Regions from separate parts of the Homo sapiens genome. Here region 2 is linked to region 1. A link is an interaction called in ENCODE POLR2A ChIA-PET data of the cell type or tissue named here. Cell type or tissue: PC-3. All regions are shown on one strand. Each heading gives the region's core, and the rest is flanking DNA. Links, peaks and the distances in the headings are about the cores only.

What was found. Peaks named below come from ENCODE experiments on the same cell type or tissue, not always from the same donor. Only the 100,000 strongest peaks of a DNase experiment are listed, where the experiment ranks them.
Region 2: POLR2A ChIA-PET joins it to region 1 with 9 read pairs; 4 of 35 experiments call an interaction of 5 or more read pairs at or near these places.

What each region holds. Positions count from the first base shown.
Region 1 is chr3:182,717,715-182,725,346 of GRCh38, forward strand. No RefSeq gene overlaps it. Among named protein-coding and RNA genes, the nearest start is that of ATP11B-DT, 72 kb to the right of the region's middle. In PC-3, for the core only: no CTCF peak of the experiment used is centred there; no DNase peak of the experiment used is centred there.
Region 2 is chr3:183,105,341-183,112,972 of GRCh38, forward strand. LOC105374247 (a long non-coding RNA gene) reads left to right here and starts at 2,885. Exons shown (of 3, transcript XR_924772.3): 1 at 2,885-3,054; 2 at 5,737-5,828. It also overlaps a transcript of MCCC1 not described here. In PC-3, for the core only: no CTCF peak of the experiment used is centred there; no DNase peak of the experiment used is centred there; H3K27ac peaks cover 704 bases.

The DNA.
Region 1 (7,632 bases), core at 943-5,942:
TGACTCTGAAAAATAAAATAAGGATTAGCGGTGTTCCAAGCAAAAGCCAAAAACTTGCTTCTGTTTTCCATTAGTTCAGTCCATTCTATTAACTTTTGTTTTGCTTGATATTTATAAACATTTCAGCTTTTCATGAGTTCTGTATTTTTGTTGTTGTTGTTATGAGAAACCCACATTTGAGAGCACTTGTTCAAGTCCCACAGCTTGATTATAAAACATCTTTTGAAGAGAATTAAAACAAAACAACAATTATCTGTAAATGACAAAATGTCCAGTTTGGATACTGTCAGAAACACAATTGACAAAGAAACTTGGTTATTTTTATGATTTACAATAACCCAGCATAACAACCTTAATTGTGATTGATTGCACATATTCAGACACTAGAACCCTAGACATCCCATACAGTTGTGGAAAACATGTTAATATTATTCCCTAAAATATAACCTATTAGACATCATTTTGTCAATTCCATGTACCTAAACATGTTAAATAATCCTGTTTACCTCTCTTCTGGATGCTCCAGGGGCCCTCTGCAACACCCCAAAGCCAAAGTTTAGGAAAGACAAACTTCAGACTAAAGTTTGATTTTGGGAAGCCTGTTAAATATGTTCAAAATTCAAAACACTCGATATTATGAAATAGAATTTTAGATTACCATAAGTTTTTTTTATTTGTTTTGTTTTGCCAAAATAAGTCAAAAATTTGAAAAAGCAAAAACCATTCATCAGCCTTTTCTATTACATGAAAATCCTGTTCAAGAGAGGTTAAATTTTACCCTTGCATTAGTATGCTATTAATGTTAACACTAATTTTTAATGAATCCTTATAGACAATCCTATTTAATTTTAACCAGTTTGACCATGAAGTGAGATTTTCACAGACCTGTTGACAAGTTTTCACAACCCTTGACAAGTTTTGGTAAAGAGTAGATTAGCATTGTAAGAAAATCTTGTCGTGCTTTTGTTTTGTGTTTAATTTACAGAAAAAAAAACATATAATACCCTTTTGAATTTAGTTAATATGGTCACACACAGAGTTTCCTTTGCAGGACTAATTTTTACAATCTCCTCACAACTTGCTTAAACCATCCACTTTATTTTATTTAATTGTAAGACAATTCTTTATTCCTAAGCAAAATGTATATTTTCATGCTATCGTATAATTTTTAACTAAAAACATATTTTACTGTTTTTATATGTCTTGCATGCAAATCCATGTTCAGTGGTTTTAATTACAAGTCATAATGGTAATGCTTAGCAATTTTTAACTTTAATGTAAAACCTGCTACGTTTTTTAAATCATGCGCTGGATGCAGATGAAGTTTGACTCCTTCTAGCATAGTTAGGGACATGGCTACTTCAACATGTTCTTGGCCTTACCAGTTGTGAAGCAGGCAAGTTGAAAGTTCTTAAAGGCTAAGGAAGCAGTTTACGGCCAGGCGCGGTGGCTCACGCCTGTAATCCCAGCACTTTGGGAGGCTGAGGCGGGCAGATCACAAGGTCAGGAGATTGAGACCATCCTGGCTAACACGGTGAAACCCTGTCTCTACTAAAAACACAAAAAAAATTAGCTGGGCGTGGTGGCGGGCGCCTGTAGTCCCAGCTTTTCGGGAGGCTGAGGCAGGAGACTGGCGTGAATCCGGGAGGCGGAGCTTGCAGTGAGCCGAGATCAGGCCACTGCACCCCAGCCTGGGTGACAGAGCAAGACTCTCTCAAAAAAACAAAAAACAAAAAAAAAAAGAAGCACTTTACAACCTTAAAACATTTAGCAAACCTAGTATCTGACCTGCATAATTTAGACCACATTTTTACACCTTGAAGACATTTGTATTTTACCAATAATTCCTAAGACCGCTTTTATTTTTAAAGATTAAAGTCATGTGATCTGAAAGGTACCACAGCTTTTACTTTTCCTTTAAAAATATTTGATTTAAGTGCTTATTTTTCTTAGGCCAATTAATTAGAGCTCTTTTTAATAGACATTGCACACATAACACATATATAACCACACAGACAAACAGAATAAGATCCAGTAGTTATAAAACTTACATTTGCCAATTTCCCAATTAGATTATTGGCCTCTGGGTGAGGCCCTATAAGAACAGGGCTAGGAGTACAATTTCCAGGGCCTAATAAACAAGCATAGCCAGAAGACAAGGACAGATTTGGAGAGGTACTTACTCACCTCTAATTCCAGGGGTTCCATAAGGAAAACAGAGATTTTTCCCAGAATGGAATTTGTGGCACCTTTTCTGATGTCCCAAGGCAGCCCAGGCCACCAGAAGTCATTCTAGGGGCTTTCATGCATGCAACAAGAGTGGCAAGACAGAGTGGAGAAAAGTAATTCAGTCGAGTGAGAAAAAAAACCTTTTCCAGGAAAACTAGATTTATGAAGAGAAAAACATGAAGGCCTTTTGGATGTACTTATAGCTTGGATATCCATTTTTAATTAAGCTGAGTGCTCTTTAAGAAAATCCTTTTTCACGAATTAACACTTTGCAGATAAGATAAGCAGTAATTCTTACCATTTGTTTTTCCAGTTTGCACCACTACCTGTTCACAATTATGTTCAGGTTCTCCAGTTTTCTCTGGGAGAAAGTGACTGGGCTCAGGCAAGGGTGGGTTTTTAACTGGCCTGCAGATCCCTTTAGCAGCAAAGCTTGATATTTGAGGAGGCAATTGTCTGTTAGCCAGAGACTTTCCTTAGTGGACAACATTCCTGTTATATTGTGTGGGGTTAAACAGCGAAGTTATTTCTTTTTTTTTTTTTTTTTTTTTTTTTTTGAGACGGAGTCTCGTTCTGTCACCCAGGCTGGAGTGCCTTGGCGCGATCTCGGCTCACTGCAAGCTCCACCTCCCGGGTTCACGCCATTCTCCTGCCTCAGCCTCCCGAGTAGCTGGGACTACAGGCGCCCGCCATCACGCCCGGCTAATTTTTTTGTATTTTTAGTAGAGACGGGGTTTCATCGTGTTAACCAGGATGGTCTCGATCTCCTGACCTCGTGATCCGCCCGCCTCGGCCTCCCAAAGTGCTGGGATTACAGGCGTGAGCCACCGCGCCTGGCACAGCTAAGTTATTTCCCATGGTTAACCCAGAGGTTTCTGGCACCAGCAAAGCCACCACTGTAACTGCTTGGAGGCAGGCTGACTATTCTTAAGCCACCAAGTTAAGATCCTTGCTTAAGTAACCCACTGGCTGTTGAGCTGGACCTCAAGCCCTAGTTAAAACTTTCAGGGCTATTTTCTTCCTTTTCAATACATAAAGATTAAATACCTTCCCTATGGGAAGACTAAGAACTGGTCCTTTTTTTGGGGGGGAGACCGAGTCTCGCTCTGTCGCCAGGCTGGAGTGCAGTGGCGCTATCTCGGCTCACTGCAACCTCTGCCTCCTGGGTTCAAGCGATTCTCCTGCCTCAGCCTCCCTAGTAGCTGGGACTACAGACACGTGCCACCACGCTCAGCTAATTTTTGTATTTTTAGTAGAGACGGGGTTTCACCATGTTGGCCAGTATGGTCTTGATCTCTTGACTTTGTGATCCACCCTCCTCAGCCTCCCAAATTGCTGGCATTACAGGCGTGAGCCACCTCACCTGGCCAGAACTGTTGCTTTAAGTAAGGCTTGCTTTAGCTAGTTTAAGGCTTTTGTGTTTTTAGGTTCCTAAAGGGGGTTGAGTTTTAACTGTCTGAGTTTCTTTTATGAGGTGGTATAAAGGATGAGCTACTTTCCTGTGCCCAGGTACTTACAGTCTACAAAATCCAATAATGCCTAAGAATTTTCTTAACTGTTAAAGGAAATGGGCTTAATCCTTTCCTCACCAGGTGCTCTGCTCCCTTTTGATAAGACCAGAACTAGGTACTTTGCTGAATTCTGAGAGAGCTGAGCTTTAGATTTTGAGACCCTATTCTTCTTTTTTTTTTTTTTTTTTTTTTGAGACAGAGTTTCACTATTGTTGTCCAGGCTGGACTGCAATGGTGTGATCTCGGCTCACTGCAACCTCCTCCTTTTGGGTTCAAGAGATTCTCCTGCCTCAGCCTCCTGAGTAGCTGGGATTACAGGTGCCCATCACCATGCCCAGCTAATTTTTTTTTTTTGTATTTTTAGTAGAGACAGGTTTCACCATGTTGGCCAGGCTGGTCTCGAACTCCTGTCCTCAAGTGATCCACCCACCTAGGCCTCCCAAAGTTCTGGGATTACAAGCGTGAGCCACCGCGCCCGGCCAACCCTATACTTCTTTTAGCTAAGAAATTGAGGAGAGTCTAAGTGCCTTCCTGAGACTTTCTTGATTGGGGCACAGAGGAAAGTGTCATTTACACACTGCAAGACCCTGACCTGAGGATGGGAGAACTTAGAAAGGTCCTTTGACAGTGCTTGTCCAAACAAGTGAGGGCTGTTTTGAAATCCCTCAGGCAGCACCATCCATGTTAACTGGGCGGTCTGACTGGGGGGAATCCTCAAAGGCAAACAGGTATTGAGAGTCAGGATGTAACAGTATGCAGAAAAAGGCATCCTTTAAATTTAGGACTATAAACCATTTAGTTTCCTGCGGTATCTGTGTCAGCAAGGTGCAGGGATTAGGGACCACTGGATGAATTGGGACTATGGCCTCATTCATGAGACGAAGGTCCTGAACTAGGCTCCATTCCCCATTGGGCTTTTGCACTCCTAGTATCGGAGTGTTGCAAGGACTGCTGCAGGGTCTGAGGAGGCCCTGCATTTTCAGGTTATTAATAATAGCTTCTAGCCCTTTCCTGGCTTCTGGCCTTAGGGGATATTGTCTCAGGTTAGGAAAAGAAGGTGCATTTGAACTGGCCTAGCAGTTTTAGCTCAACCCACTCTTTCTTGAGTTGCCCACACTTTTAGATTAATATTGGCTTCCACTAAGAGAAGACAAAGAGTTTATCCTGGGGCCATGAGGATGTAGACCCCCATGTGGGCTGAAATGTCTCTATCTAATGAACGAGTGGGAAGGTCAGGCATAATCAAGAAGGTATGTGTAGATAATAAGTACCCACAACTACAGCTAAGGGGTTGAGAGAAATGTCGGATTAGAGTCTTTGCTGAGATACCCACCACGGTTGTGCTATGGGAAGAGGGGAGGCCTGGATTGGAGAGGACAGAGAGACTAGCTTCAGTATCCAGGAGGAGGCCCACCCTCCTCCCTTCAATTTCCAGAATCACCCAGGGCTGCTGAGCATGATGGCAGCCTGAGCCGCTGGAGCCGGGGGTTTGGGCCCCAGAATCCATCAGTCCTGCTGGATCCTCTGTGAGACTGGTTCTGGACCAGGTGACTTCTGTCCCCAGGGGCAGTCTGATCTCCAGTGATCTCCACCACATGCTGGACAGCATTGAGGTGGCTTTTTCTTGTTGCCTAGGCAATTCTTAAAGTGCACTAGCTTGCCACACTGATAGTGATGAGTGGATGCTCCCTGGGGATGCTGAATTCTGCAAGGCTGCAAAGCGGCCACTAGAGCCTTAGTCTTTCTCTTGTGCTTCTCTTTTTCTCCTGGGCCTCCTCCCGGTCCCTATTGTAAAAGACCGAAGTGTCCAACTTCAGGAGGTCTTCCAAGGTACTACCCGGTCCTATGGCCTGTTTCTGTAGCTTCCTTCTAATATCTGGAGCTGCCTGCTTTTCAGCTGCAGTGTGGGTTTGGCTTAGAAGCAGCATAACGTCCCTGCATGTGAGGTAAAGCACTTGAGTTACATTTTGGAAGGCCTCAATATACCTATCAGGGTCATCAGAAAACCAGCCCAAGTCTCCCTTTATTTGCCTAGGGTTCTGTAATGAGGAGGGAACAGGTACCCTAGTGATGCCCCTTCCATCTGGCATTTTTTTGTAGGGGTAGGAGTGAAGCTGGGGCAGTGGGGAGCTTTGCAGATGGTGGAGCTGGAGGAGCTGATGGCACAGTTGGAGGGGGCCCAGATAAGGAAAACTAGAAGGACTGGGACACTTAGAAGCCGCCTCCAATGGCTCCTCCAAAACTTGCTTTTCTAACTTAGCGGAACTACTCTCCACAGACACCTGCCTGATATGATTGCCAAGAGGGCTGAGTCAATTGTGCAATACTCGCAAAGGTCTGGATTGTCCCGCAGGGCAAAGAAAGCCTGTACATAGGGGACCTTGGGCCATTTGCTCTCCCATCTACAGAAAAGATCTAATTGTTGGATAAGATTAAAATCAAGGCTCCCTTCAGCTGGCCAGGTCTGTTCATTCCTGAGATGGTAAGAAGGCCACACCATTGTGGAAAAAAAAAAAAAAAGCTATTCTTAATAATAGCTTCTAGCACTTTCCTGGCTTCTTCTAGGCCTTTCCTGACTTTTTCTTCAAAGTTTCAGGGTCAAAGGAGTCCCAGTATTTCAGAATGCATGCCAGAGGAGTGCAGGCCAAAGATGGCTTGTTACCCATCTTAAAAAAGAGACAAGAATCAAGGTGTTCCTCAGTCTCCTGGTTCTTTTCGATGTGACCCAGGGTGGAGGGGACACAGTGTGAGCATCCTCCTGACTGTTCTCCCTCCCTACTCCCTGGGTCCTGGCACCATAATTGGTACCCCATGGTTGCAGGCGTGACCCCCAAATGTGGTACCAGAGGACCTAATCAATGGGGCTAGTCATGTTTACCCCAAGTGAGCTCAGTCCTCTGCCTAATAATTGGGTAACTACCCTCTGACCTTCTAGACCTGTGTGACCTGTGTGGCTCCTTGATGGATGGGTCTCGGGAGAGATTATGTAACAGTTGCTTTGAGCAAGGCCCCTTAATGGAGGGAGTGCACTGGGACTCCCTGTGCTTTGTACTCAGTGCACTGGGACTGAGCTTTGTACTCTGCTACTACTGCCCGGACTAGAGAAATTATTCTTAGGTGGTGGTTCCAGTCAACTTCCCGACATAAAATCCCCTTTCTGGCCGGGCGCAGTGGCTCATGCCTATAATCCCAGCACTTTGGGAGGCCGAGGCGGGCGGATCACCTGAGGTCAGGAGTTCAAGACCAGCCTGGCCAACATGGTGAAACCCCGTCTCTACTTAAAATACAAAAAAATTAGCTGGGTGTGGTGGTATGCACCTGTAATCCCAGGTACTCGGGAGGCTGAGGCAGGAGAATTGCTTGAACCCGGGAGGCGGAGGTTGCAGTGAGCTGAGATTGCGCCATTGCACTCCAGAATGGGGGAAAAGAGAGAGACTTCGTCTCAAAAAAATGAAATAAAATAAAAATAAACCCCCTTTCTACTTAGATGCCATTATAGTTTTAGGTAAAATAGGTGTCTTAAGAGAACATAAGGGTCATATGGTGGCCTTCCTGCTAATAGAGTATTGAGACTAAAATTCGGATTTGGAGGATATGTTCCTCCTCACTGCTGAAAGCAGAGTTCTCCCGCTCGCAGAGGGGGCATAAGGTTTGGTCTCTTCCGCTCGCAGAGGGGGCATAAGTTTTGGTCTCTATTAGAGGGGGCATAAGGTTTGGTCTCTCCCGCTCACAGAGGGGGCATAAGGTTTGGTCTCTCCCGCTCGCAGAGGGGGCATAAGGTTTGGTCTCTCCCGCTCGCAGAGGGGGCATAAGGTTTGGTCTCTATTAGAGGGGGCATAAGGTTTGGTCTCTACCACTCGCAGAGGGGGCATAAGGTTTGGTCTCTATTAGA
Region 2 (7,632 bases), core at 923-5,922, 390 kb after region 1:
TCTCAAAATAAAAAAAAGTACATGCAGAAAAACAATGAATTACTATGCAGTCATTAAAAAAGAATGAGACAGAGCAATATGTACTCATAAAACACACTGATGAGTGAAAAAAGCAAAATAAAAAACCATGATTATTATTTCATCATTTATGTAAAAATAGGAGAAAGAAAATTCCCATATGCTTATATATGTAGAAATATCCTCTAGGCAAGAAAAGTTGTTGGCTTGAGGACAGAGATGATGGAGGTGAATATTTATTGTACACCCTTTTGCATCTTTTGCGTTTCGTACCTTAGGCCTGTATTAGCTATTGTGAAAGTTGTCATAATCAAAAAGGAGTCACTAATGGTAAAAAAGAAGAAAGAAAAAAAAAAACTCTTACAAATAGAGCTGGGAAGGCTATGAAGAGAGTGTTTTCAGGCTTGTATTCCTGATAACAAAAAGTGTCACAAAAGACTGCCAAAATTGGCCTGGTGCAGTGGCTCACGCCTGTAATCCCAGCATTTTGGGAGGCTGAGGCAGGTGGATCACGAGGTCAGGAGTTCAAGACCAGCCTGGCCAACATGGTGAAACCCTGTCTCTACTAAAAAATACAAATATTAGCCGGACATGGTGGCTGGTGCCTATAATCCCAGCTACTCAGGAGGTTGAAGCAGGAGAATCACTTGAACCTGGGAGGGGGAGGTTGCAGTGAGCCCAGATCGCGCCATTACACTCCAGCCTGAGCAACAGAGAGTCCGTAAAAAAAAAAAAAAAGACTACCAAAACTACAACCTTGCACAAAGGCCATCACAACCTTACACAAAAAATACTTCTGCAAGAACATGTGTCCAGCAACTGCCTATGGAACCCTGGACTGGCATCACCCATGTTATTCATCTTTGTAGCCAAGGATAATTATTTCAAAACAATTACATAATACTCCTCATGTTTTCCTTTAAAAAGCTTACTCCCATTGCAATGGCTTATTCCAAAATAAATATCTTTTTCTTTTATAGAGCCTCTCTCTGTTCCTTATTTAGGCTGATACTATAGAAAAACACATAATTTTAAAATGTTTTGTTTTGCTATAACTTCAAACTTACAGAAAAGCTGCAAGAATAGTACCCTTCACCTAGATTTCCCAAATGTTTCTTTGTTCTTTTCTTTCTTTCTTTCTTTCTTTCTTTCTTTTTTGAAACAGAGTCTCGCTCTGTCGCCCAGGCTGGAGTGCAGGGGTGCAATCTCAGCTCACTGCAACCTCAGCCTCCCAGGTTCAAGCGATTCTACTGCCTCAGCCTCCTGAGTAGCTGGGATTGCAGGCGCTCCACCATACCAGGCTAATTTTTGTATTTTTAGTAGAGACGGAGTTTCACCGTGTCGGCCAGGCTGATCTCAAACTCCTGACCTCAGGTGATCCACCCACCTTAGCCTCCCAAAGTGCTGGGATTACAGGCATGAGTCACCACGCCCAGCCCAAATGTTTCTATTTTATCGCATTTGCTTTATCTTTCTCTCTCTCCCTCTCCTCATGCAGATATAGATATATATGTGTACACACACACACTCACACATGCATACACTCACATTTTCTTTTGGAACCATTTGAAAGCAGGCTGCAGACATGATGCCTTTTTTTTTACCTCTAACTATGTCACTGCATATTTCCTAAAACAAGGAGATTTTATCACTTGCCCACAGAATATTTTTGAAGATTGTGAAGTTAACACTGATACATACTATTATTTATTCTACAGACCTACTTTGACTTTCAACAATTGTTCCAAAAGAAAACACTGTAGTGGCCAGGCGCAGTGGCTCACGCCTGTAATCCCAGCACTTTGGGAGGCTGAGGCGGACGGATCATTTGAGGTCAGGAGTTTGAGACCAGCCTGGCCAACATGGTGAAACCCCATCTCTACTAAGAATAAAAAAAAAATTAGCTGGGCATGGTGGCATGCACCTGTAGTCCCAGCTACTGGGGAGGCTGGGGCAGGAGAATCGCTTGAACCCAGGAGGTGGAGGTTGCAGTGAGCTGAGATCGTGCCTTTGCACTCCAGCCTGGGCAACAAGAGCGAAACTCCATCTCAAAAAAAAAAAAAGAAAAAGAAAAAGAAAAAGAAAACACTGTAGTACACATTGCATTGACTCTTAGGTCACTTAATTTGTATTGATTCCTCTGTTTTGTTTTTATTATTATTATTATTATTATTATTTGTTGTTGTTGTTGTTGTTGTTGTTGAAATGAAGTCTCACTCTGTCACCCAGGCTGGAGTGCAGTGGTGTAATCTTGGCTTACTGCAACCTCTGCCTCCTGTATTCAAGTGATTCTCATGCCTCAGCCTCCCAAGTAGCTGGGATTACAGGCGCATGCCACCACGCCTGGCTAGTTTTCTTTTCTTTCTTTTTTGTAGAAACGGAGGTTTCACCATGTTGGCCAGGCTGGTCTCAAACTCCTGACCTCAAGTGATCCGCCCGCCTCAGTCTCCCAAAGTGCTGGGATTACAGGTGTGAGCCACTGCACCCAGCCTGATTCCTCCGTTTTTAAAAAGATGCTGATGATGCTGATATTTTTTATGAATACAGGCCAGTTGTTTTGTACAATATCCTTGAATTTGGGTTTGCCAAAAATAAAATCAGATTAAATTTAAATTCTCAAAAAGATTATTGAGCATACAAAATAACAGTTCCCAAACTAGAGACCTCTGTGCAGCTTCCTAAATGAGGAAGTACGTTGATCTCTGTTGTGCAAATAAAGCTGCATAAGCTTGTTTGTATTGGCTTAATGTTATTACGCTGACAAGGAAGAAAAAGTGTGTTATGGTTAGGGCTAGCATTTTCAGGGAAATCAGGATAGTTTAGGTTTTGACTACACATGGCTGTGGGTTGTTGGCCTAGGGAAATATCCAAACTGTGGCCTCCAATTTTATTTTTCTTTAACCTGTTCATCTGGTATTTCCTCATGATTAGATTTAGGTTATTAGATTTAGGTAATTAGATTCCTCCCTTTTGGCAGGAATACCACAGAAGTGATGTCATACCCATTTCAGTGCATCATATCTGGAGCTACAAAATGTGAGTTTGTTCCATGATGTTAACTTTATCACTTGATTAAATTGGTGTCTGCCAGGTTTCCTCACTGTAAATATTTTTTTTTGACATTCCATATGGTTTTGTCTCCGAGAGGTAGAATTGTGTTTCATTCTCCACCACTCCTTCTCAACATTACTTCTGAATAATTTTCTGCACTTCGCAAAGTTCTACAAGAAACAGACATGACTTTAACAAGAAGTAATGTTTAAATCTGACTGAAGAAAATACTGGGGGGAGGAAGTGGAAGTGGAGGTACAGAGTTAGAAGCTGGTGTGCTGTTCTCTCTATAACTCCACCCACTGATCCTGTTTTAGATCAGGCATGATTATTTCCAATTTCTGGGGCAAGGGCAGTTATACTGATCCATCATCCTCGCACTTGCTCCAACCGAAGTGTAGAACAGCCCCAGTAGCCTCTTTGGTGTTCAATAGGTATATCTGGGATAAAACTAAAGCCCAAAGGAATGACCCATTACAGCATCATATGTATTGAAGGACTTTGATATGCTGGGTTTTTAAAAAATTTTTCTTTTAGGTTCGGGGCTACACATGCAGGTTTGTGGGGTTTTTTGTTTGTTTGTTTTGTTTTTGTTTTTGAGATGGAGTTTTCCTCTTTGTTGCCCAAGCTGGAGTGCAGTGGCGCGATCTCGGCTCACTACAACCTCCGCCTCCTGGATTCAAGTGATTCTTCTGTCTCAGCCTCCCAGGTAGCTGGGATTACAGGCGCCGGCCACCATGCCCAGCTAATTTTTGTATTTTTAGTAGAGACGGGGTTTCACCATGTTGCCCAGGCTGGTCTTGAACTCTTGACATCTGGTGATCCGCCCACCTCGACCTCCGAAAGTGCTGGGATTACAGGCGTGAGCCACCGTGCCTGGCCATGTGTAGGTTATTTATATGGGTATATTGCATGCTGCTGAGGTTTAGCGTACAAATGATCCCGTCACCCTGGTGAGCATAGTACCTGATAGTTCTTCAACTATTGCCTCCCTCCCACCATCTCTCCTCTGGTGGTACCCAGTGCCTATTGTTCTAATGTTTGTATAGATGTGTATTGAACGTTTAGCTCCCACTTGTAAGTGAGAACATGTGGTATTTGGTTTTCTGTTCCCATGTTAATTCGCTTAGGATAGTGGCCTCCAGCTGCATCCATGTTGCTGCAAAGGACATGATTTCTTTCTTTTTTATGGTTGTGTAGTATTCCATAGTAAATATGTACCACATTTTCTTTTCCAGTCCACTGTTGATGGGCACCTAGGTTGACTGCATGTCTTTGCTATTGTGAATGGTGCTGTGATGAACATATGAGTGTGTGTGTCTCTTTGGTAGAATGATTTATATTCCTTTGGGTATATATCCGATAATGGGATTGCTGGGTCATATGGTAGTTCTGTTTTAAGTTCTTTGAGAAATCTCCAAACTGATTTCCACAGTGGCTGAACTAATTTACATTCCCACCAGCAGTGTATAAACGTTCCCTTTTCTCTACAGCCTCACTGTCTGTTATGTTTTTGACTTTTTAATAATGGCCATTCTGATTGGTACAAGATGGATCTCATTGTGATTTTGATTTGTATTTCTCTAATGATTAGTGATATTGAGAATTTTTTTCATATATTTGTTGGCTGCATGTATGTCCTCTTTTGAGAAGTGTCTGTTCATGTCCTTTGCCCATTTTTAATAGGATTGTCTTTTGCTAGTTTAATTAAGTTCCCTATAGATTCTGGGTATTAGACCTTTGTCAGATGCCTAATTTGCAAATATTTTCTCCCATTCTGTAGGTTATCTGTGCATTCTGTTGATGGTTCTTTTGCTGTGTAGAAGCTCTGTAGTTTAATTAGGTCCTACCTGTCGATGTTTGGTTTTGTTGCCATTGCTTTTGGAGACTTAGTCACAAATCTTTTGCCAAGGCTGATGTTCAGAATGGTATTTTCTAGGTATTCTTCCAGGACTTTTATAATTTTAGATCCCTTTAGTCACAATTTTTTTTTTTTTTTTTTGAGACAGAGTCTCACTCTGTCACCCAGGCTGGAGTGCAGTGCCGCGATCTCAGCTCACTGTGAGCTCCGCCTCCCAGGTTCACGCCATTCTCCTGCCTCAGCCTCCTGAGTAGCTGGGACTACAGGCGCCCGCCACTACGCCTGGCTAATTTTTTGTATTTTTTAGTGGAGACGGGGTTTCACTGTGTTAGTCAGAATGGTCTCGATCTCCTGACCCCATGATCCGCCCACCTCAGCCTCCCAGAGTGATGGGATTACAGGCGTAAGCCACCGCACCCGGCCTAGTCACAAATTTTTTGCCAAGGCTGATGTTCAGAATGGTATTTTCTAGGTATTCTTCTAGGACTTCTATAGTTTTAGATCTTATATTTAAGTCTTTAATCCATCTTGGGTTAATTTTTGTGTATGGAGAAAGGTAGGGATCTAGTTTCAATCTTCTGCATATGGCTAGCCGGTTATCACAGCACCATTTATTGAATAGGGAGTCCTTTCCCCATTGCTTATTATTATTAACTCTGTTGAAGATCAGATGATTGTAGGTATGCAGCTTTATTTCTGGATTCTCTATTCTGCTCCATTGGTCTATGCATCTGTTTTTGTACCAGTACAATTTGACATGCTTTTTAATGATGATAAAGATGTTTACATATGTATTATATCATCAGGACTGCTGTTTGCTTGTGTCTCTTTGGGAAAATTATATAAGAGTTCCTTATTCTCCTGGAACAGGCAAACTCAGGACAGGATACACAGCATGGTAAGTCGAGTACAAGTCTGGATTTCCGCTTCTGTCAACCCCTTTGGCTGGGAACCCCAATGCAATACGCAGCACCCTGTATTTGTTACCTTACAGGGTCATTGTGAAGATTAAATAAGTTATGTCAAATGACCTTTTTTTTTTGTTTTGAGATGGAGTCTCACTCTGTCGCTCAGGCTGGAATGCAGTGGCGCAATCTCAGTTCACTGCAACCTCTGCCTCCCAGGCTCAAGTGATTCTCCTGCCTCAGCCTCCCGAGTAGCTGGGATTATAGGCACCTACCACCACGCCTGGCTAATTTTTGCATTTTTAGTAGACATGGGGTTTTGCCATGTTGGCCAGGCTGGTTTCGAACTCCTGACCTCAGGTGATCTGCCCGCCTTGGCCTCCCAAAGTGCTGGGATTACAGGCGTGAGTCACCGCGTCCAGCCTTCAAATGACCTTTGAAGACTATAAAGTGATACATGCATGTGAGTTATTCTTAGGCCTATTGCAGGAAAGACCAGGAGGTCCAGAAGGGCTGTTAACCCAGACTTTGCATTCAAAAAGCGTTTTAAATTTAAACCTTCTCCAAATGAAGTCATTCATATAGTCCCAGCAACACAGTGATCAGACGGACAGAAATTTGAACCTGTGCCTCAGTGCGAGACCACACTCCCTACACTGTGCCATGAATGGATATTTTATTTTTATCTTATAATTATCCTATGAATAGCCACAACTTTGCATTGTAATTTTTGTGTTAAAATGTTATTTTGTTACATGTCAACATGTAAAATATATCGCCATTTTTGAAACATTGTTTTGGCTTTCCTAAATTTAAAAAAAAAAACATTCCTCAATAAATGGAAGTGCTCTGAGTCTCTCTGGTCTTCTGAAAATCCATTTTGTAAAATAGAGCAGGGTTCAGTGATTCTGAAAACAAATGTATGCCAGCTCAGCTTTCTAATACCTAAAAAGGGCCCAGGCATTTTCCTCATCATCAATCTCATCATTTTAAATTAAGCTCTATGACTCTGTTAATCCTACAAATTTCTTGTTGTTCCCCGTGTCAATTAAGATGTTTTTGCCTGTAAGCCACAGAACATCCAACTAAAAATGAGGGAAATTTATTTCACATAACAAGGACAGAAGGTAGGGTGTTTCCAGGACTGGTTAACTCAATAGCTCAATGTTATCACCAAGGATGTGGCCATGTGCTTTCTATCCTGCTCTACCATTTTCAGCAAGTGTCAAAAGAAGGCTGCAGTGGCTCCTACCATCACAGCAGACACAACATCAAGCAAAGACAAGACATTTTCTCTCATGCATATGAGTTTTTCTCCCCTGGTTTAAAAAACCTTTTATTATGGAAAAGCTTTACCATTACAAGAGTGGGTAGAATTATATAATAAATCCCTGTACACATTATACAATTTTAATAATTATCAACTCACGATTAACCTTTTTCATCTATATCCCACCTATCACCACTTCCTATCAGATTTTTCTGAGGCAAATTTCAACCATCATTTAATTTCATCCATAAATATTTCAGCATGTATACCAGCATGCAAACCGTTCCAGACTTTACCCTATGTATCTCTTCATCTGTCTATTTGTATACTTTAAAATATCCTTTGAAGGCTGGGCGCATTGGCTCACACCTGTAATCTCAGCCCTTTGGGAGCTTGGGCAGGAGGATTGCTTGAGACCAGAAGTTGGAGACCAGCCTGGCAATGTAGTGAGACCCCCATCTTAAAAAATAAAAAAAAATAAAAAATAAAAAAAAAATTGGCCGGGCACGGTGGCTCACGCCTGTAAT